Regions from separate parts of the Mus musculus genome. Here all the other regions are linked to region 1. The links are chromatin loops, found by intact Hi-C in ENCODE. Cell type or tissue: gastrocnemius. All regions are shown on one strand. Each heading gives the region's core, and the rest is flanking DNA. Links, peaks and the distances in the headings are about the cores only.

What was found. Peaks named below come from ENCODE experiments on the same cell type or tissue, not always from the same donor. Only the 100,000 strongest peaks of a DNase experiment are listed, where the experiment ranks them.
Region 2: a loop joins it to region 1, with 4 times the contacts of the local background. A loop is called at or near these places in 20 of 42 quality-filtered maps.
Region 3: a loop joins it to region 1, with 5 times the contacts of the local background. A loop is called at or near these places in 36 of 42 quality-filtered maps.

What each region holds. Positions count from the first base shown.
Region 1 is chr3:96,635,973-96,643,732 of GRCm38, reverse strand. Pex11b (peroxisomal biogenesis factor 11 beta) reads right to left here. Exons shown (of 4, transcript NM_011069.3): 2 at 6,944-7,059; 3 at 6,401-6,602; 4 at 1-158. Among named protein-coding and RNA genes, the nearest start is that of Pex11b, 4.4 kb to the right of the region's middle. In gastrocnemius, for the core only: a CTCF peak has its summit at 4,306 (motif pointing right); a DNase peak (open chromatin) is centred at 4,311.
Region 2 is chr3:96,576,936-96,584,695 of GRCm38, reverse strand. It overlaps Polr3gl (polymerase (RNA) III (DNA directed) polypeptide G like), which reads left to right. Exons shown (of 8, transcript NM_027241.4): 2 at 2,441-2,608; 3 at 2,923-3,052; 4 at 3,793-3,861; 5 at 4,190-4,246; 6 at 4,607-4,680; 7 at 4,785-4,898; 8 at 6,108-6,824. The coding sequence starts at 2,483. The coding sequence ends at 6,194. Among named protein-coding and RNA genes, the nearest start is that of Polr3gl, 13 kb to the left of the region's middle. In gastrocnemius, for the core only: no CTCF peak of the experiment used is centred there; a DNase peak (open chromatin) is centred at 4,330; H3K4me3 peaks cover 1,549 bases; H3K27ac peaks cover 2,441 bases.
Region 3 is chr3:96,542,687-96,550,446 of GRCm38, reverse strand. No RefSeq gene overlaps it. Among named protein-coding and RNA genes, the nearest start is that of Txnip, 11 kb to the left of the region's middle. In gastrocnemius, for the core only: CTCF peaks have their summits at 2,894 (motif pointing left) and 4,683 (motif pointing left); DNase peaks (open chromatin) are centred at 2,887 and 3,277; H3K4me3 peaks cover 323 bases; H3K27ac peaks cover 1,347 bases.

The DNA of each region.
Region 1 (7,760 bases), core at 1,736-6,735:
TCCCTGGTCCTCCAGGTCCCACAGTTTCTACTCCTCCTGAGACTCCTACTCCAGAAACCTTCATTCGCCTGCTGTAAGCTGAAGTCTCTTGTTCCATCAATAGGCGAATCTCATAAGCATCACGGCTCAGATTCATGATGAGGGAAAACAGATAGTATCTGAGACACACAGGGAAAATATGTGAGTTAGAAAGAGCACAAATGTCTACTGAACAATTCTTCTCATAGACTGGAATGGGATTCCACATTAGAACACCAGAAGTGATTGCTATACTCCACTACTAGAAATGTCCACGCTGGGGCTGAAGAGATAGCTTAGTCGGTAAAGGCACTTGCCATCCAGCCTGAAGATCTAAGTTTGATCCACAGAACAACTGACTTCCCCAAGTTGTCCTCTGACTTCCACAGACACATTAATGTACTTACATGTACCCACATACCCAATATAAACAACCTAATATATTAAACTACATATAAGAAGATGAATAGATAAATCACTACTTTTAAAGCTTTATTTATTTATTATTTTATGTATATGAGTGCACTGTAGCTGTACAGATGGTTGTGAGCCTTCATGTGGTTGTTGGGAATTGAATTTAGGACTTCTGCTTGCTTTGATCAACCCTGCTTGCTCTGGTGGGCGCTTGCTCCTATCAACTCTGCTCGCTCAGTCACTGCTCACTCTGGCGCAAAGATAGATTTATTTATTTATTTATTTATTTATTTATTTATTTATTTATTATACATAAGTACAATGTAGCTGTCTTCAGACACACCAGTAGAGGGCATCAGATCTCATTACAGGTGGTTGTGAGCCACTATGTGGTCGTTGGGATTTGAACGCAGGACCTTCAGAAAAGCAATCAGTGCTCTCATCCACTGAGCCATCTTGCCCAGCCCGATAAATCACTTTTTAAAAAAGTTTAAAAAAACATATATCTTGGACTGGAGAGATGGCTCAGTGGTTAAGAACACTTCTCTTCCTGAGGTCCTGAGTTCAGTTTCTAGCAACCACATGGTAGTTTACAACCATCTATAATGAGATTTGGTGCACTCTTCTGGTATGCAACCAGAACATTGTATACATAATAAATAAATAACTCTTAAAAGTGGGAACCCCTAGAAGTGGGAATGTCGCTCACTGGTAAGAGTACATGCCTTCCATGCACAAGTCCTGGTTTCAATATCAGCAACACCAGAAAAGAACTGTCCTTTCTTGACAACATAATAGGTTCAATACATCTGATACAGAAAGACTCACGATCTCACTTATGAGTTAAATCTAAACAGCCTAACTTACCAAAGTATGGAATAAAACTGTGGTTGCCAGGATTGGAGGGGACAAGAAACAGGAAGACCTTAGCTAATGGGACAAACATTCAGTTCGTTCTATATATCTAATGTGGTGACTACAGTTAATATATCAGTTAACATAATAACAGTTAATATAATCATGGACTTGAAAGTTGCTAAATGGGTCATCGATTGATCTCAGCACATGTTCTTATCATTAAAAAGATGTCACCATGAGGTTATGAGCATTTTTAAAATATTTATACTATGTATATGGGTTTTTTGCCTGCATGTATGTCTGTGCACTATGTGCATGCCTGCCACCCAAGAAGGCCAGAAGAGGGCATGAGACCAGCTGGAACTGGAGAAACACTGGGGTTGAGCCGGTCCCCTCTGGAAGAAGAGCTAGTATTCCTAATTGCTGTGTCATCTCTCCCACCCCATTAGAAGGATGCTGCACTCCTGACTCTGGTGATCACCTCACCATATACATATACAAAACACCACACTGTATGCTTAAATTCATATAATTATATCTCTGAAATAATAAAGAAAAAGCAACTTTCCTGCCAGTCTACAATGTGCTTATGTGCACCTTAAGGTCCTGGTTTAAAATTTATGAGTCATGAAATCTGCCAAGATCAACTCCAAATTCCGTTTTTGAGACAATCTGTCTGATGCACCACACTCTGCACTGGAGAGATGGCAGTGGTCATGTGCTTGCCATGCAAGACTGAGGCCCTAAGCTCAGATCCCAGAGTCTATGTCAATGCTGGTAGACATGAAGACAGGGACTCCCAGAACAAGGAGGCTAGTCAGACTAGCATTGTGTAGGTGAGCTCTGGGCTCAACTGAAAGACCCTGTGTCGATGAATACAGTGGAGAAAGACAGAGGGAAAATTCCAAAGCCAACCGTGGGCCTCTAGATGCATACATGTGCCCAGACATTTGCACACACTTGTGCAAACACACACACACACACACACACACACACACACTGAGGGAAAAAAATACACTTAACTTGACCCTAGTAATGCAAACTATTTTGAAAGCACACATTTAGTTGTACAAGAGACACATACAATCTCTGAGTTCAAGGCCAGCCTGGTCTACAGAGGGATTTCCAGGACAGCTTAAGCTACACAGAGAAACCCAGTCTCAAAAAGCCAAAAGACAGAGGACAGAGGGGGAAAGAGAGAGAGAGACAGACTGACAGAGACAGAGAGGAGACAGAGAGAGACAGGGGAGTTAGTATTAGAGTTAGTTACAGGCTGAAGTGGTGGTGCATAGCTATGATGTCAACATTTAGGATCAGGACTTCAAGGACAACCTGAGCCACATGAGACCCTGCCTCAAGAAAGAGAGAAGAAAACATACTTATACAGACTTTAGATCCAATCTCTTAGAAAAAAAAAAATCAAAGAACTCTGCAAAGGTCCAGATATATCCAGTAACTGCTAGAGATACTAGATTATAAATTTTTAAAAATTTTTTTAAATTTAAGATTTATATTTCTTTCATGTATATGGGTACACTGTCACTGTCTTCAGACACACCAGCAGAGGGCATCGGATCCCTGTTACAAATGGTTGTGAGCCACCATGTGGTTGCTGGGATTTGAACTCAGGAACTCTGGAAGAGTAGTCAGTGCTCTTACTCACTGAGCCATTTCTCCAGCCCCGATTATAAATTTTTAAGCAGAAAATAAATATACTTTTTGGAACAGAGTCTTACTCTGTAGCTCTGGCTGACCTGGAACTCACTATATAGAGTAGGCATACCTCAAATTCACAGAGATTCCCTCTGCCTTTGCTTCCTAGTGTAGAAATTAAAGGCCTGCATCACCACACTTGGTCCAGCTCAAAACTTTTTACATTTTTGTTATTTTGGTTTGAGACAGGATGTATTTCACTATGTGGTTCAGGCTGGCCATGAATTTTTTTTTCCTGTCTAAATCTTTTTAGTGTTGGGATTGCAGGTATACATTAGCTAAGTCTTAAAGCCTGTGTGTGTGCATTTGTGTGTGTGTGTTACAAGGTATGCATATACAGAGGTCAGAGGTAGACATCAGATGCTCTCCTCTACTGTGCTCTGCCATGTCCTGAGGCAAGGTCTTTCACTGAACCTGGAGCCCCACTTGTCGGATAAGACCCTGGCATCCTCCTTTCTCCACCTCCGGGCAGCGCAGTACCAGGCTCTCGGGCATGAGCAGTGCACCTGACTTTATGTGGATGCTGTGGATCCTTGTGCTTATCTGCAACAACCACTTTTCATGACTTAGACACCTCTGCAGCCTGTTTTTGTTTTTAATCTACTCTAGCTACAGAGTCTCTCTGTGGCCATTCTCGCCCTACCCTGACTGCTGCTGTTGATAAAGAAGCTAGGAGCATGAATGTAAATCACAGCATTACATCTGCTCTTAAAAGTATCCACTTCCCCTCCTTTTTTAGTTTTCCGAGACAGGGTTTCTCTGTGTAGCCCTGGCTGTCCTGGAACTCACTCTGTAGTCCAGGCTGGCCTTGAACTCAGAAATCCGCCTGCCTCTGCCTCCCAAGTGCTGGGATTAAAGGCATGCGCCACCACTGCCTGGCTCACCCTTAGTCTTATCTAATAAGAATCAACCCTAGATACCTCAGCTACACCCTTAGCCCTTTAATGTAACCATGTATCATTCTTTTCATAATCACTAAAGCCGTGTGTGTGCACATGTGTGTACACGTGGCATGTGTGCATGTGCGTGTGTGTATGTTCCTGTGTGTAGATGAAAGTATAGGCAGGTACACATGCATGTGCCTGAGATGGAGACCAAAGGGACAAGCTCAAACCCAATTCCTGGTACTGCCTACCTTATTTCTGGAGACAGGGTTTCCCACTGGTCTGTTTGCTGTTTGTTGTGAGTGATTATCTGCTTTAGGTTTTTTATTTAAGATTTCTTTGTTTTATGTATATAGTTTAGCCTCAGGTACCATGTCTTGTGCACCATGTACATGCAGTGCCTGCAGAAGCCAGAAGAGGGCATCAGAGTCCTTTAGAACTGAGAGTTACAGATGGTTCTGAGCTGCCTTGTGGGTGCTGGGCTCCTAGTGCTCAAGTTCTGCCAAGTACAGAAGAGGGGGTCTCCTGCGTCTGCCTTTGCATCAAGATGTCTCTCAGCTCTTCCAGCACCATGTCTGACTACAGGCTGCCATGCTTCCTGCCATGATAATGGACTGAGCCTCAGAAACTGTAAGCAAGCCCCAATTACATGTTTGCCTTTATGAGAACTGTCTTGGCCGTGACCTCTTCACAGCAATAAACTCTAACTAAGACATCAGGTTTGCTGGTTTTTACTCACTGGGTCATCTTAAACTTTATGTTTCAAGGATCAGGCACCACATTTGTCTGGCTTTTGCTTAACCTCCTGGCCCATAGTAAGAAACCGAGAAACGTTTCTGGAAAATCCAAGCACAGTGAGAGTGGCACGTGCTTATGGAGTCCCAGCTGCTAGGGTGGCCAAGGTCGGAGGATGCTTCTAGGAATTCTGTAACAGCCTGAGCAACAAACCAAGATTTCATCTCTTTCATGTGTGGAGGTACAACATGCATGGGTATATACGTATATGTGTGTATACACATATGTGAAGCCCAGAGTTCAACCTGGGGGTCTCTCCTCAGGTGCTATCCACTTTGTTTTTGAGACAGGATTTTCTCACTTGGCCTGGAACTTGCTCATTTTCCCAGGCTGGCCGGCCAGAGAGCCTTAGGAATTGTCCAGTTTAACTCCACACTGCTGGAATTGCAAGAATGTGTCAGTATGCCTGGTTCTTGGTTTTGTTTTCTTAACATGGGTTCTGGGAAATCAAACTCAGGTCTTCATGCTTATAGAAGAACTGTGTTATCTCAGTCCTATGGGACCCCGACCCCATTATCGCAAAAGAAAAAGAAGCTAGACATGGTATCACATGCCTGTAATGCTGTCCTAGAACCCGGGCACCTAAAGCAGGAGAATCCTAAGTTTCAGGCAAGACTGGGCTACATAGTGGGACCTACCTAAAAACAAAACAAAACAACAAACAACAAAAACACCACACAAGATGACTCAGCAGGAAAAAGGCATTGTCACCAAATGTGATGACCTGAGTTCAATCTTGAGATCTAAGTGGTGGAAGGAGAGAACCAACCCTTTCAAAGTGTCCTCCATACAGAGTGGTAATGCCACATCCCTCAGAGAAACCCTGTCTTGAAAAATTAAAAAAACAACAAAAAAAGTAAACAAATAATTTACAGTCAGTTCATCCATGGAGGATCAACTTCAGGATCTTTCCCCCTGCTCGCCCATCCAATTCTACCCAAACCCACAGCTGCTCAAGTCCCTTAGATAAAGTGGTATTGCATCTATACATACTCCACACAATTCTCTGTATCCACCTCGATTGTTTATAATATTTCATACAATATATGTGCAATGTTTAAGGAATAACGACACAAACAATTTTCATGTTTAATTCAGATGCACTTTCCCCTCAACATTTCCAGCCTGTGGTTGCTTGAATCAGCAGATGTGGGAACAATGGGCGTGAAAAGTCATTGTACACTCAAAAAAAAAAAAAAAATCCTGAGACCCCTCTGTCTCATATATAGCAGGTTATGGACCAGGAGGATGGAAGTGGAGCTGGGCCAGGAGGTGGAAGCTCTTGCCACGCAAACCTAATGGCTTGAGTTTTATTCTCAACCTGAGTTTGATACCTGGAACTCACAGTAGGAGAAAACCAGCAACTGAAAGCTGTTGTCTGACCTACAGATGTGCAGCACCTACAATAGTAACTTTTATTAATGTAAATATATGGGTCTAGAGTGATGGTTTAGTGGTTAAAAGCACTGGCTGCTCTTCCCTGGGACCTGGGTTTTGATTCCCAGAGCCCACATGACAGCTCACAACCATCTAGAACTACAATTCTGATGCCCTCTTTTGGCCTCTGCCAGCACCAGGCACACAAATGGTACACAGGCATGCAGGCAAAATACCCATATGTGTAAAGCAAAATGTTTACTATTACAAGCGATGCAAGCTTTGCAAGCTTTGCAGAATGAAGGCTACACATAGTCTTGTAGGATAAAAGGAAAACCAACCTGAATGAACGCTGTGCCCACTTTTCCTGGTCCACTCGGGGAGCTAGCCCAGACTTTCCAGCCCATAGGACATTGTCACAGGCAAAGTACAAGGCTCGGTTGAGGTGACTGACAGTGATGCAGAATCTCAGAACGACATCTGACAGGTGCACAGCCCTTTTGGCTGACTCCAGGGCATCTGTTGAGTTCCCCAGGCGTAGCACTTGTAGAGATTAACAAGGGAAAGCAAGGGTTTGAAGTCCAGAGGCAGGGGTGGGGGTGGGGAAGAGAAAAATAAAAGTTGAGCAAGCAATAATAACATACAGGAAGAAAGAGTAAAAATAATTTGTTCTTTTTCTTAACTTCCAATCGTAATTCATTTTTGTGCCAGTTTAGTGTTCTCGTGCCGTGTTTTTCCAATCAGTGCTAACTTCCTTATACCTGTTCTCTGACCTCAACTGGAGGCATGCAGGAGAGTGGCAAATGATGGCGAACTGGCAGAACGGGAGGAGAGGCCATGGGCTACCAGCTGAGGATGATAAGAGGAAGGTCTGCTTTACTTACACTTTCGTCCGAGGCTCAGATGACCCTCCAGTTGTCGAATCTGTTTCTGTAACTCGGGACTAGCCCCATGTCTCTGCAAAGCATGGCCGAGAAGGGAACAGGCATACTGGGCGGCCCTGGAGGGGAGGACACGTAGAGTAAGGGACAGGCCTCCCTAACCCCTCTGCCAACCATATCCTCCGTGGGCTGGTGAGGCGGTTAAGAGCACTTGCTCTTGCAGGGGACCCGGGTTCCACTCCCAGCACCCACACGGTGGCTCATAACTGTCTGTAACTCTAGTTCCAGGGATCCACCACTCTCTTCTGTCCTTTGCAGGCACTAGACACACATGTGGTACACATACATTCTTGCAGACCAAACACTCAGACAAATAATAATTGGTAAACAAAAACCCCACCAGGGACACTTCCTCGGTTTCACACCAATATCTTTCCATTTTTTTCCTCAAAGCCAGGGGAAGGGAAAGACATGCGAGGAAAATAAAGCCTAGAAGATGGTGGAGAGCACTCTTTGGAGTTAAGAGACTAAGAGTTTTGAAAATGATGAGGCCTAAAGTTTAGGGCCAGTAAGCAGCCCGGGGTTCATCGCAGACGTCCACACTGCGATTTTATACATGAAACACGACAGAGGAAGATCTAGTTGAAGGGCAGATTAGTTCTCCGGGTAGGTAAACTAAGAGATAGATTAAGGTTCTTGGACTGATGGAAACCGAAGAAGAGCCGAGATAGCGAGGCTCCTAGGTCACAACTGGTGAGAGGACGCAGAACCGAGAGGATCGCCCCTCGTGCCACCACAGCAGCGAGGAAACTGTTGCTCT
Region 2 (7,760 bases), core at 1,290-6,289, 59 kb after region 1:
GTTATATCTCAAGGCTCATTTTCCACTCAGATTTCTTCACTTTTTATATAATGGCCTTTTCATGTGTCATGATCCTATCCAAAATACCACAGCACATTTGCCTCATCTCCTTGGGCTCCTCTGGGCTTGGACAGTTTCTCTGTTTCTTATTTTTTTTGAAGTGAACTGATCAGGTGTGCTGTAGGCTATCCCTTTGTTGGAAGCTGTTTCTTCAGTGACTAATGTGGACTCAGGAGCTTGGCTATGATGATCACAGAGGTACAGGCATCATTTTGGATCTGGGACAGGCATGGAGGTCAGCACTTGGAAACTGAGACAGTAGAAATAAGTGTTCAAGGATAGCCTGGGCTCCATGAGACCTTGTCAAGGAAGGATGAAAGGAAGGGAGAAAGAGGGAAGGAGGCACATGCCTCTGCAGTCTCAGCACGTCCAGACCAGAGACGACAGATTAAAAGGTCACGCTCGTTGTCTGCTGCACAGTTAGTTTCAGGTCTACTGGGTTACTTGAGACCCCGAATCAACAAAACAAGAGCAGAAACAAATGTGTCAGTGCTCATTAAGAATACATATTGTCCAGAGTGAGTTCCAGGACAGCCAGGACTACAGAGAGAAAGCCTGTCTCAAAAACAAACAAACAAAGAAAACCCACTCCAATTGTCCTTGTGAGTCTCTGCTATTCATGCTGATGTTGGTCACTGGCTACACTGATGTCCCTTAGAAGGTACCCCTACACTCCAACTTGTCAAAAACACGAGGAACAAAATTCCCACTCTTATGAATCAGGAATTATGCTCCTTTGCTGTTACATGGACTGTCTACATGCTTTGTTTATGTTTTAGCTTCGGCTATCTACACGGTTTATTTAGAATTCTGCATGAGACATGTGTCTTTTCCTAGTCATTCATATTATGATGGACTCGTAGGCATTTACTTTGTACTTTGGGATTATAATCTAATATTAATTTATTTTATTTTGTTGGGAGCTGAAGTGATGGTTCTGTGACTGAGAGCACTGATTGCTCATCTAGGGGACCCAGGTTTGGTCCCAGCACCCACATACGGCTGCTAACAACCATCTGTAACTCCAGTCTCAGGAGAAACCGTGCCCTCTTCTGGTCTTCATGGGCACTGCATTCAAATGGTGTGTGTGTGTGTGTGTGTGTGTGTGTGTGTGTGTGTGTGTGTGTGTGCGCGCACTCTGCCTGCCTGTCTATCTTTTTGTCTGTCTGCCTGCAAAACACCCATACCCATAAAATAAAAATAAAGATCTCAAAAAATAAACAGATATGTCTGTTTTAATTATGGGTCTGTGTGTATCACTGTGTATACACATGAATTCAGGTGTCCATAAAGGCCAAAGGCACCGGACCCCCCTTCCTGGAGCTGGAGTTATAGTAAGCCCCCCATGTGAGTGATGGGAGTCAGAGTCGTGTCATCTGGAAGAGCAGTACCCCACCACTGAGACATCTCTCTAGCTGAATTGTTTTAGTACTTTAAAATATTATTTACTTTTACTTATTTGTATGTGTACCACTTATGTAAATGTGCATGGAGGCTGTGGCAGGCGTGGATTCTCCGGGAAGTAGAGTCACAGGCAGTGGGAACCACCTGATGTGAGCAGAGGAACCAGACCCAGGTCCTCTGCAAGAGCATGGGATACTTTTAACCACAGAGCCATCTCTCATGTTTTAAAACATATTTTAAAAGTGTGTGCATGTGAGTGCAGATGTCCATGGAGGCGAAATAAGGGTGTTAGATTCCCTGGAGCTGGGTTTACAGACGGTGTGAGACACCAGACACAAGTACTGGAACAAAACTCCATTCCTCTTCGAAAGCAATGCACATCTTAACCACTGAACAGTCTCTCCAGCTTTGTTTATCTTGAGACATGATCTTGCTATTTATCCCTCAGTGGCCTGGAACTCTATGTAGACCAGGCTAGCCTCAAACTGATAATCCTCTCGTCAAGTACAGGGCTCGGATTACAGGTTTGTGGTATCACTCCTAACTTAATGTTTTATTTATTTTTTAATTAATTAAGTAGTTATATTTTGTATTTATTTTGCTTGGTTTTTTTTTTTTTTTTTTTTTTTTTTTGAGACAGGTTTCTCTGCATAACCTTGGCTGTCCCAAAACTCATTCTGTAGACCAGGCTGGCCTCAAACTCAAAGTAATGCCTTCCTTTGCCTCTCAAGTGCTGAAACTAAAGGTGTGTCCCTCCACTGCCTGGCACATCAAATTTCTAACTGTCACAGAAAAAGGGATTGGAATGTAGCCCAAAGTAGAGTACTTGCCTAGCATGAGAAAAGCCCTGGGTTTGAACCGGGGCACAGAGGAAAACGTCACCTCCCATAGAACATCACATGATGTGCTGTGCGGCTTCTTGGCGTCATATCTCTTCTAGTACACTTCTTTATCTCTCTGTTTTTGTCTTTATTAGGTTTTTCTCACTGGATCTCTGCATATCCAGGCCCCCTCCACCATGGCCAGCCGGGGTGGGGGCCGGGGTCGTGGCCGGGGCCAGTTGACCTTCAACATGGAGGCTGTGGGCATTGGGAAGGGTGATGCTTTGCCCCCACCCACTCTCCAGCCCTCTCCACTCTTTCCTGTGAGTGTCTCCCTTCCCTTCCCAAGCCTCCCATGTGAGCCCCCACTGAGCCATATGAGCACAGAATCCTCCTGGCCCATCTCGAGCCATCTGCACCTTGATTCCGTCTATAGTCGCACCTGCCCCACGGGCGGTGTTTTCCCGGCAAGGAAGTGTTTATCTTCACTCTTCATACCGTCCACTCTCCAGCTCTCAGAATGCCCTCCTCCATCTTCTGGCCTTCCCAATCTTACTGAGAACACTGGATTTTACTTGGGGGAAAGGCCTTTTAAGGTTTTATTGCAGCGCTCCAGACTAACCACTGTACCCCTCAGCCCTTGGAGTTCCACCCAGTGCCTCTGCCGGCAGGAGAGGAGGGGGAGTATGTCCTGGCACTGAAGCAAGAGCTGCGCGGGGCCATGAGGCAGCTCCCCTACTTCATCCGGCCAGCCGTCCCCAAGAGAGGTCAGTAGAAAGCTAGCATAAGGATTCGGGCCTCCTTCTGTGGGCAGTGCCCATGCTAGCACGCTCAGGGCCAGAGAGGCTTAGAAGTTTCCTGTCTAATGGAAAGAGCATTAAATGTCCCTCTGTGTCTGAAATGTATCACCTTACTCGAGATTTTAATTGAACCTCAATCTTGGGGCTGGTGGGACATTAAAGCATCAGCATCTTAGTTCAAATAGGGGGGGTACAAATGAATTTCCAATTCATTAACTGGAGAGACCTTGATGCTGGGCCTCTGAGCACCCCACCTGTGCAAAGCTTTCACCTAGCGAGAGCAGGAGACTGGAGACGGCGGGCGGGGCTGCTGGCAGGCTTGGGAGAATGGTTACTTGCCCTCGGTGAGAAGTATTGACAGTTGATGCTTTTCTACTGAGCCCCTGGGAGCTGAGGGCTCAACACTGGAAGAAGACTTACCAAGCTAACCAGTTAGTGAGAGGGAGACAGAAGACTGAACCCTGGTTTTTATCCCAGGGTGTCCTGTCCAGTGAAGCTCACTGCTTCTCAGAAGAGGATTCTGGGCAAAGATAAGAATAGCAACAAGGCAGGCTGAAGGAGAGGCAAGGCTGACCCCAACTGACAGCTCTGGGCTCTGGGCTTAGAGTAAGGAGATTGATAGATAAGAGGGGCAGACCCTTAGGACAGATGTTCTAAGGTTAAAACTCTAACTCACGGGCTCTACCCCCCCCCCACCCGCCCCCCAGATGTGGAACGTTACTCAGACAAGTATCAGATGTCTGGGCCTATTGACAACGCCATCGATTGGAACCCTGGTAAGTGACTGGCCCCTCCTCTCCGAATGCCCTCCTTTCAGATTCTTTAGGTACCTCAAACTGTCACCTTCCTTTCCTGTACATCTAAATCTAGAGTCTTAGATGTGCTCTGCAACACTCTCGCGTTCTACGTGGAAACCCTATTTGTAACAACAGTGCCCACCTCTCCAGAAGCGTCAAACCTACAATTTTATTCTGAAAAATCTTCAAACCAACCCCCATTCCGTCCTTCCTTTTAAACACTCCCCTCCCCCTTAGCGCCAGCCATCACTCCCAGAAGCCTCCAGCCGGCCAGGGTCCTGCTGATTTTCACTCCCACTCTTCCCAGATTGGCGGCGACTCCCCAGTGAGCTCAAGATTCGAGTGCGGAAAGTACAGAAGGAGCGTGAGTGGATCTGCAGGAGGATGAGGGCTTGTCAGCCGGTGCCACGGGGACCACAGGAGGGCAGCAGACCGCCACATTTTGCTGCCGGAGACCACACGAGGGCAGCAGAGTGCCGTGTTTGCTGCAAGAGGGTGGAGTAGGCTCAGCTAGGATGGAGGGAGAGATGGCTCAGCTGATAAGAGATGCCAGCCACCAATCCACAGGACCCACTGTTGGAAGGAAGAACTCATTCTAACTTCCGCGTGTGTGTCACACACACACGTACACACACACACAGACACACACACACCCCAAATTTAAAACCCCGAAAGAAAGCTAGTAGATGTACTAAGGCCTCTCACTTTTTGATCCTCCAAACAGGGACCACCATTATCCTTCCCAAGAGGCCCCCTAAGAGCACAGACGATAAGGAGGAGACGATACAGAAACTAGAGGTGAGGAGGAAGTGCGATAGACAGCTGGCCTCCCGGTCCCTTGGAGCCCCAGCTCTCCCTGCATTCTGTGAGTGAGTTTCTCTTCCTATTCATCCTCACATGAGACGCTAGAGAAGAAGGAGGAGGAAGTGACTTCGGAGGAGGATGAAGAGAAAGAAGAAGAGGAGGAGAAGGAAGAGGGGGAGGAAGAGGAATACGATGAAGAGGAGCATGAGGAGGTGAGGGGGCTTTGCTCCTCCCCACCCCACCCCTCCTTTCTCCCTTACAAGTTGTAGGCTCACAACTCTTTTTTTTTTTTTCTTTTCAAGATTTCTTGTTGTTGTTTTATTTTTGGTTTTGGTTTTGAGACAGGGTCTCCATTATGCAAGCCAGGCTGGCCAGGAACTCCCCAGAAGCCCCCCTGCTTCTATTTCCTGCTGTTGGGGTTACATATGAGTCTGCCTCCAGACTTAGCATACAAGACTCTGTATGATTGCATACCAAGCGTGTTCTGGTGCCTGAGGAGGCCTGAAGAGGGTCTCCAAACCCCTGAAGCTGGGCGTTACAAGCAGGTGTGAGCTGCCCAAGTTATCTGAACTCCGAAAGAGCAACAAAGGCCTTTAACATCCAAGCCATCTTTTATTACATGTGTGCATGAGTGTGTGTGTGTGTGTGTGTGTGTGAAATGTGTGGAGGTCAGAAGACAACTTGCAAGAGTTGGCTCTCTCTTTTCCCGTGTGGGGTCTGGTTATTGACCACAGGTCCTCTGGCTTAACAACAAAGGCCTTTTGTACTGAGCCATCTCACTAACCCTGGGCTCTCAACCCTTACACGGGAGACATTCTCAGAGAGTTGCAGTGCCACCAAAAGCCTTTCTCCAGTTCATCTATCCCTGACCTATCCTCAAAACACGGAACATGGCGGGTGATATGGCTCAGAGGGCAAAGGGGCTTGCTACCAAGCCTGATGACCTGAGTGCAGTCCCCAGAACCCACAGAGTGGAAGGACTGACCCCTGCAAGTTGTCCCCTGACTTCCACATGTGCACCAGGGCACACTTGGACACACACATATAACATACATATACAGGCAAACAAATACTTTAACTTGTATAACATGGAGCAGGAGTGACGACTCTTGGTTAAGAGCGCATGCTGCTCTTCCATAGGACTCGAGCTCCACTCTCAGCATCCACATGGTGGCTCACAACAACCGGTGACTCCAGTTCCCGGGCATCTGACGCCATTGTCTGGCCTCCGAGGGTTCTAGCACGAAAGCAGTATACACATACATGCAGTCAAAGCACCTATACGCATGAAAAGGAATGAATGTAACAGCAGGTAGAGGTGTCCCAGACCTGGAAAGGTGTGTGTGAGAAGAAAGAGCCTGGAGACAAAGAGAAGAAAACTCTGACATCACCCCTGATCTTTGCTTCTTTTTACATTTCAGGAAACTGATTACATCATGTCATATTTTGACAATGGAGAGGACTTTGGAGGGGACAGCGATGACAATATGGATGAGGCCATATACTGAAAAACCTGGGCATAGACTGAAAACCTGGGCCATAGACTGAAAACCTGGGCCCATATATCATTCTTGATTTGAGATACAGGAACTAAATATCCCTATGTACTTAGGGGTTTTCCTATTTTTGTTATTTGTTTTGTTTTGTTTTGGTTGGTTGGCTTGGTTTGTTTTTTCCAGACAGGTTTCTCTGTGTAGCCCTGGCTGTCCTGGAACTCACTCTGTAGACCAGGCTGGCCTCAAACTCAGAAATCCGCCTGCCTCTGCCTCTGCCTCTGCCTCCCAAGTGCTGGGATTAAAGGCATTCGCCACCATGCCCAGCTTTGTTATTGTTTTTTGAGAGAAGATCTCATGTAGCTCAAGCTGGCCTGGAACTCGGTATGTAGCTGAGGCTGGCCTTGAATTTTGGACCCCCCCCCACCCCCCCAAGCCTTGGGATTACAGGGACGCGCCACCACAGCAGACTTACTAGCATTTACTTCTGTTGAGAAAAAATTGGTTAGAATCCAGGTGACCTGTGTGATCCCTGGGGGCTGTGATGCGCAGCCGTTGACAGTTTAGGGGAGACTTGGGGTGGGAACAGTCAAGAGGAGTAAGGCCTGTTTTGTACTTTTAAATAAAATGTTTGTATCTGTCTAACATGTCTAACAGAGTGATGTGTACTGGGAAAGGGCCGGAGGCAAGGCTGAGGGGGTGTCCAGTCAAGCCATTCTTACCCCTGCCACGCCCCCTTTCAGAGGACTGAATTTACAGCCATGCAAATGCTAAACGGGTGTTCCATCACTCAGCCATGCCCCCATCTCTTTTTATATATTTGCTTTAGAATTTTTAGGCAGAGCTTTTGCTAAGTTGCCTAAGTTGGCTTTGAACTTAACCCTGTAGCCCAAACAGGCCTGAAACTGTCTCAGCCTCCCTAGCTGTGGTCCCAGGTCTGTGCCACCAGTGTCAAATCTCTGCGTGTCCAGTGTGACACGGGTGTGTGTGTGTGTGTGTGTGACCGCCTTGACCCTTGACCTTTACTTCTCAGCTCTCCCTTGGAGGACATTCAGGAACTCATCTGCAATGCTGTCTGAAAGCAGCGCTGGGGAAAGCATAGGCTCGCCCACAGACTACCCTAGCCTTTGGCCTCCAGCAGCACAGGGACATGAGCCTGCATAGTCAGGCACATTTACCAGGACACCAGCCCTCTCCTTTCTCACACTTGACCTTGATGGTGTCCTTATTTACAAAGAGTGATTGCAGCTATTTTTGTGCAGGGAGTCCAGAAAGCCAGGGGCCGGGAGAGAGGAGTGACTCACTGCTTTCAGCTTACCGTCTTCCAGGACCTGGAGAGCCCACTTTGAAAGGCATATTTAGGATCTCCCTAAATATACTGTTCTCTACAGACAGCCGGGGTGTGGCTTGCAGCTCCTTCTTTTTTGTTGTTCTTTCCTTTGTGGAATTAAGTTAGCCTTTCTCACTCCACTTTGGGGAGGGGGTAGGCGGTGTTATCTTCCAGGAAGTAAGGAGGGTGGGGAGGAAGGGAGTGATTTAGGGACACTCAGCTCTAAGAGAGGCTTCCTCGCCCACACAGCG
Region 3 (7,760 bases), core at 892-5,891, 92 kb after region 1:
GATTTCAGATTTTTTTTTTTTAATTCAAAAAAGCATTTGTTGAACAAATTCCTGCACGCAGAGGCCCAATTCCCTCGGGTTGGAAGGACTGACTTCAGAAATCTTAAAGAGTAAGTGTAATTTCTGTACTGGGAGGCTGAGGCAGGAGAATTGCTAGAAGTTCAAGGCCAGTTTGGGACAGAGTGAACCCTTGTCTTAAAACAGGAATTCAAAAGAAGGATCGCAAATGGAGAGGCAGTATCTCAGTTTGTAGAGCACTGCCTACCATGAATGAAGTCCTGGCTTCGATCTCCAGCACCAGAGTAGACCTGTTGGCCTATGCCTGTCATCCTAGCACTTGGGAGATGGGAGGCAAAGAGTCAGAGTTCAAGGGCATCCTCTGAGTTCTAGGGCAGCCTGGACTTCAGAACTATTTTAGCTTCTAGATTCTAGCCTAATCAGCTAATGTAACTTAGGTTGGCTTTGAAAAAGTAGTGATTCCCCTGCCTCCACCTCCCAACCACTACAATAAGAAATATAAGGCACATTTTTTTTTTTAAAATATAGCAGTGGTTTTCAACGCTCCTAATGCTGCGACCCTTTATATAGTTCCTCATGCTGTGGTGACGCCCAACCATAAAATTATTTTTGTTGCTACTTCATAGCTGTAATTTTGCTATTGTTATGAATTGTAATGGAAATGTCTGTGTTTTCGATAGTCTTAGGCAGCCTCTATAAAGGGGTCATTCAATACTCAAGTGGGTTGGGACCCACAGGTTGAGAACTGCTGGCATAGCCCACTGTGCACCCTTCTGATTGTCTGTAGACTTGGCTGTGACAGAAGCAGGACTGTGGATTTCCTCATGAAGAGAAAATACCGCCCCCCCCACCCCCCATGGCCTCTTTCTGTTTCAGATGATTTAATTTTAGCACAGGGCCTCCAGAGCTCACAGAGAGTGGGGTGAGGGGAAGAGAGACCGGAGACTGATGAACTTAATTTAAAAAGACATAAAGAATTGTGTTCGTTGTATAAGTATTTTGGCTGCACGTATGCATAAGTACCATGTACATGACTGGTGCCTAAAGAAACGTACTGTTTGTATGCTACTAAAAGTAATAAACAAACAAACAAACAAACAAAACAACCAAACATTGACTGGCTATGGTGTGAATTGGATTTCCTGAAACTAGTGATGCACACCTTTAATCCCAGCACTCAGAAAGCAGAGGCAGTTGGATCTCTCTTAGGTTTGAGTTCCAGGAAAGCCAGGGCTACATAGAGAGACCCTGTCTCAAAAAACCAACAACTACATGTGTAATTGATAAGTCTGTGATGGTGGCCTTTACATGGAGTCCCAGCAGAGGTGGAGGCAGGGGGATCACCTCTTGTTGGCAGCCAACCTAAGCTAAGTTTCAGAGCGGGCTCCAGGCTCCAGTGTAAGACCTTGGTTAAAACAAACAAACAAGTCGGGCTGTGGTGGCGCACGCCTTTAATCCTAGCACTTGGGAGGCAGAGGTAAGCCGATTTCTGAGTTCGAGGCCAGCCTGGTCTACAAAGTGAGTTCCAGGACAGCCAAGACTACAGAGAAACCCTGTCTCGAAAAACAAAAAACAAACAAATATGTACATATGACTTAGGTTAATGCTTCAAGGTAGGAGATGCTCTATATTAAAGACAGGTGCATGAAACCCTTGGTCTTAAAGACACTGGTTCTATGAACTAATCACAGAAAATGTTCTCAAGACAGCCTTGATATGTGTGGATAAAGACACTTTGTAATATTAAATCATGTGTGTGTGTGTGTGTGTGTGTGTCTGTCTGTCTGTCTGTCTGCCTGTCTGCTGTTTGGTTTTGCTTGTTTGTTTAAGGAAAAAAAAAAAAAAGGATCTCTTGCTCCACAGGCTCACCTTCACCTTCACTTGCCACGTAGTAGAGGCTGGCCTTGAACTCCTGACTCTTCTGCCTGCTAATCATTAGGAACTTAAGTGCACTCCACCATACTAGGCCAGTTATTTATTTATTTTGTTACTTGTTATTTTTAGTGGCACACAAACAATAGGTTTCATGATGACATTGGTATAACAAGATATGACACATATCTTGTTGTATACCCACTACTGTTCCTTGTCTGGGCTCCTCTCCTTCTTCCACATAGGCCCCCTTCTGCTCTCATCTCATTAATACACATGCATACACACACACACACACACACGCACACACACACACACAGACAGACTGTACATACAAGAGGCCATACATGAGTTTTATTTCAGGAAACATGTAGTTTCACTGCTATGTGGTGGTGATAAATACTTCGTCCTGAGAATGGGCAGGAACTGAGCAGTCTTGGCTTCTAAAGCTCTGCCGTTGTCCTGTTCCACGTTGCTGCTAGTTTCCTGACACTGATTTTGAGAACAGTGATTACACAGCCTTTCTCCCTGAGATGGAGGACGAAACCTGTTACGATGCATGGATGGATAGAGTAGGGAGGGAGGTGTTGCCTTGGTCTGTGAAGAGATTGAAGCCTCAAGTTTCAAGGGTCAGTGTAGTGGTGCACACTTTAATGCCAGCACTCAAGAGGCAGAGGCAGGAGAAACTGTGAGTTCTAGGCCAGCCGTGGCGACAGTGTAAGCACCTGTCTTTAAAACAGGGTTGGCGGTAACAGGGGAGGACTGGAGATGTGATGGTGACTGAGGGGGGACTGGGGAGGACGGCTGAAGATGGAGATTATGTGTTCAAGCCAAGGTAGAAATGTCTCACTCCCAAATGAGATGCAATGTAGTTAAGAATTACGTTGCGTGGAGTTGGAGAGACGGTTCAGGGATTAAGAGTATTGCTGCTCGGGCAGAAGACAGGAGTTGTGTTCGCATAGACAACTGTGTTGTTCCCGCATCCAACCAGTGACCTCTGCTGGCCCCCAGCGGAATTACATTCACATCCAAAAACTCACAGTCAAGACGTCCACAAAATTTAAAGAAAATATTTTAAAACTCTTCTTTAAATCATCAAGATAAATATAAAAATGTTAAAAATAAAAACTTTTTAAAAATTACTCTATGTTACGTGCGTTCAGAAAGCAGCCCTCCTCAGGCCCCTCTCCTGAACGGTTCTCAGCTCCCAGCGCTTTCATCCAGCGTCCTGGTGCGCTTTCTATTGCTGGGATAAGCACCTTGACCGAAAGCTACTCGGGAAAGAAAGGGTTTCTTTCAGCTTACATTTATAGTCCATCACTGAGGGAGGGCAGGGCAGGAAGCTGGAGGGAAGACTCAAGCAGAGGCCATGAAGAAACAGTGCTGAGGGCTTGCTCCCCATGGCTTGCTCAGTCTGCTTTCTTATACCACTCAGGGCCACGTGCCCAGGGCTGGCATCGCCCACGTCAGTTATAATCAAGAAGATGTCCTGCTGACTTGCACACAGACCAATCCAATGGAGGCATTTTCTCAATTGAGGTTTGTCCTTCCCGTTTGACTCTGGATTGTGTCAAGTTGACAAGAACTGACCACTACATCTGTTTGCTTTGTTTTGTTTTTATTTTTTCTTTGCTGATGCTAGATTAGGTTAATGCCTCATTGTAGGAATGGGCTGAAATGTATCTCTGTCCATTTCTTGATATATCTCATTTGATGTGTTTTGTCTGTTTTAGATAGGGTCTCACAATGTGGCACAGGCTAGCCTGGAACTTTAGTTCTGTCTTCTAAAGAAAAGAAGAAAATAAAACTATATATGTGTATGTATGAAATAAAACATATTAGCTTAGGACCTTGTATAGTGGCACAGGCTTTTAATCCCAGACAGAGGCAGGAAGCTGTCTGTGTATCCCTGGCTGTCCTCAAACTCACTCTGTAGACCAGGCTAGCCTTGAACTTACAGAGATTCAACTGCCTCTGCCTCCAAAGTGCTGGGATTAAAGGCATACAGTTTGTTCCTTTTCAATGAGGGTTACTTCTGAGTGTCAGGGGGATCTCCTTTATGGGTTGATATGATCATGAGTCACCCGGATATGTTCAGTGACTGAGAATCCACAGCTAACCTGTAAGATGAGCATTGATCTCTGCGTTTTTAAGCATCTGCAGCAAAAATTCAACAATGGTTTCAGCCAATGACTGAGCAGGCCTCAAGTCTAACCAGAAAACAGTTTGTTACTCCCTAAATAGCCACGACGCTATTGTAGTAGAGTCTGCATCTTACTTAGAAGGTCAGTGTTGTAGATGCAGGGTCCAGCATGAGACCTTGGATGTCATTTCTTCCACAGTGGCCTGCCTGCTGCCTCCTGGCACCATGGAAGCTAGAAGTTTGCTGCTCAGTTCTAGATTGATGTCTCCATGGTGTGCAACCAGGATGTACGATGTCTTCAGTATTGCTGTGTGACCAAGAGCCACGGCAGTGTCTGTTTCACTGGGGTGGAGTGGAGGCTCAGACACTCTTTTAGAAGTTGATTTTTTCTCACTGGGTGGTGACGGTGCACGCCTTTAATCCCAGCACCTAGGAAATAGATGCTGGTGGATCTCTGAGTTTGAGGCCAGCCTGGTCTACACAGTGAATTCCAGAAGAGCCACAAAAGCTGTCAGGAAGGAAGGAAGGAAGGAAGGAAGGAAGGAAGGAAGGAAGGAAGGAAGGAAGGAAGGAAGGAAGGAAAGAAAACAAAAAAGAAAAGCAGAGTTGCCAGTCTTCTTTGGGTAACTTTTTAGTCATTAGTGCCACCTGCTGACAATTTGTAAAAGTGGAAAGTCAGAATTACTGGTCACAGGTGTGCGTGTGTGTCTGTGTGTGTGTTTGTGTCTGTGTGTGTGCATGCTCAGTTTTTGCTTTAAAAAACTGTAGACCCTTTTATTGGATATGATTTTGAGAATGACCCACTCTGGAGAATGAAAATGGATCTTGTGATAACAGTAAAGTAGCAAGCATACCCAGGCAGTGGTGACACACCTTTAACCCAGCACTTGGGAGGCAAAGGCGGGCTGAGCTCAAGGTAAGCCTGGTCTAGAGAGTGAGCTCCAGGACAGCCAAGGCTACACAGAGAAACCCTGTCTTGAAAAGCTACATAAAATAACTGTTCTATTTTCTTTCCCTGCCATTTTGCGATTTTCCTAAGTTTGTTTGAACGCCCCATTTTTTTTTCTAGCCCATTCACCAAAGGAAGAGGAAAATGTGGACCAACATTTTTCTTGTTTCTTGTTTTTGTTTTGTTTTGAGATGGTATTTCTCTGTGTAGCCCAGGCTGTCCTGAACTCACTCTCTAGACCAGGCTGACCTGGTTCTCACAGAGCTCTGACTTCCTTTGCCTCCCGAGTTTTGTGATCAGAGGTGTGGGCCACCGTGCTGGGGTTTCCCCACCCCCTTTAAATGGCAACTTTATTTAGGTGTACTTGATTCAGAGTAAGTTGCACACATTAGCAGGGTGTAACTTTATGAGTTGTAATATATGTGTCTGCCAGCCAGGCACAATCTCTGAGTTCAAGGCTGGGCTGCTTTACAGAATGAGTTTCAGAACAGCCAGAGTTACATAGTGAGACCTTCTCTTGAGAAACAACAACAAAATGTATATATGTGCATGTTTATGTCTAGGAAATGATTGGCCCATCAAGGTAATGAGTATGTCACCACCCCCAAGTGTCTCTCTTGCCTCTCTCCTTCTCTCTGGCTATCTGTAGGCATTTAATTGACCGTCCATGACTTTTTGTCAGTTTGCATCTTCTCCTTTTGTATAAGAGGAAGAAAATAGTAATAGAGTAATTATACCCCCCATGGAGCCCAGCTGTCAATGGATGATCCTCCCAAATGCTGGAATTCTAGGTTTGTGTCAGCTTGCCAGACCCCATTTAATTAACTTATTTATTGAGTCTAAGTTTCCAATGTTGACCTTGAACATTTTTGAGATCCTCCTGCTTCAGCTCCAGCTATCTGCCCTGGTTTTGATGCAGTCTGTCTCTTGGTGTTGAAGTGGTGGGACTTGCAAGGGACAGACCATAGTGGATAGCTCTTGATCACTGTCAAGCTCTGCAATTTGGAAAGATTGAGGTAGTTCCCAGGGGGCCTGGTTAGTTCTCACTAGAGCAACTTTCTATAAGAGAAAGCCACCCTTAGAATTTGGTTCATTTCTAGCTTCCCGTCCCTCTGTGTCTGTCTCTCTCACTGCCATGACAACATCTACCATGGTGTCCTTATCAGAGCCAAGTCATTGCTGGTGCTCAGTTAAACAAGCCTCTTTTCTTTATGAAGTTATCCAGTCTCAGGCACTTCGTTATAGCAACAGAAGGCAAGGCTGCAGCAGATTTCCTTCACCGTGCACTATCACGCTGAGATGTTGCCATGCCTTCTCAGACTTTATCACTTCATGCTACTGCCAAGCCATCATAGCAAGCACAGATTGTCTGCCCCTTACCTGTTGATGGCTGTTTCTAATCAGTTTCCTCCTAATTGAGACATTCCCTTCTGGAGGAGGTAGGGAGCTCCAGAAGCTAATAAAAGGTATGAGGTTTTAGTTCAGAAGTTTCTAAATGCTGGGCAGTGGTGGCACACGCCTTTAATCCCAGCACTCGGGAGGCAGAGACAGGCGGATTTCTGAGTTCGAGGCCAGCCTGGTCTACATAGTGAGTTCCAGGACAGCCAGGGCTACACAGAGAAACAACAACAAAAGTTTCTAGATGCACAAGGCCCGAGTGTCACATAAGCAGTGGCAGTTGCTAGGGAGAGGAAACTTGCAGAAGTGCCTGTAGGTTGTTCAGTGAGATCCAGGCATACAGTTTTCACATGTTGTCACCCATTTAGGGCCTGGCTTCCCAGGGATGTGACAACATTTGAGTCAGCCATGCTCCTGCCTGTGATCCCGTTAAATTCACCATTTTCCCCCAGCCGGGTTTGGATGGTGTCTTCCTTGCTCCGTCATGGTGTCCCATCTGGAGAGAACAGACGTTTGTTTGCCTCCTCTCAAGAAAAGTCGCACGTGGGTGGACATGCGACTGCTTTTGAATCAGGAGCAGGATGTCTAGATTTATGGCAAATGTGTACTTTTATTGCTCTTCCGTTTAGAGAAATCATTTAGCTTCATGTGTATGAGTGTTTTATCTGCGCGCACATGTGTACTGCATGCAGGCAAGGTGCCCACAGAGGTTGGACGATGGTGCAGAATCTCCTGGAACTAGTTACTGACAGTTGCAGGCTGTCGTTTGGGTGCTAGGATCCAAACCCAGGTGCGTTGGGTAAGCAGCCAGGCCTCAGTGAGCCATCTCTCCAGCCCTGTCTTCTCTCCTTTTGTAACAGGATCTCATTTGGCCCAGGCTGGCCTCATCCCTATGTAGCTGAGGAGAACCTTGAATTTCTGATCCTTCTGCCTCAGCTCTTGAGTGCTGGGCTTAGTGGATCGAATCACCATGCCCTTTTATGCCATGCTAGGGATGGAACTCAGGACTTCCTGCATGCTAACAGGCACTCCACCAATCGAGCTACACCCCCAACTCCTCTGTCTGTCTGTCTGTCTGTCTCTACCTTTCTCTATCCCTCCCTCCCTCTCCCTTACTTTTTCCCTTCTCTCCTAAGGCTCTTACTATATACACCCTTGGCTGATCCACGTATTACCTACGTGGACAGACTAGTCAATCCTGGAGCTTACGGTGAGCTTCGCACCTCTGCTGCCTAAGTAGAAACGCAGTCAGATTCCATGATGCCAAGATTGTCTACGTGCCTTTAAGAATGCCTGCCAAGGCGCTGAGAGAGCTCAGCTGATAAAGTGCTTGATATGCAAGCATGAGCTACTGATTTTGATTCCCCCAAATCTTCATTT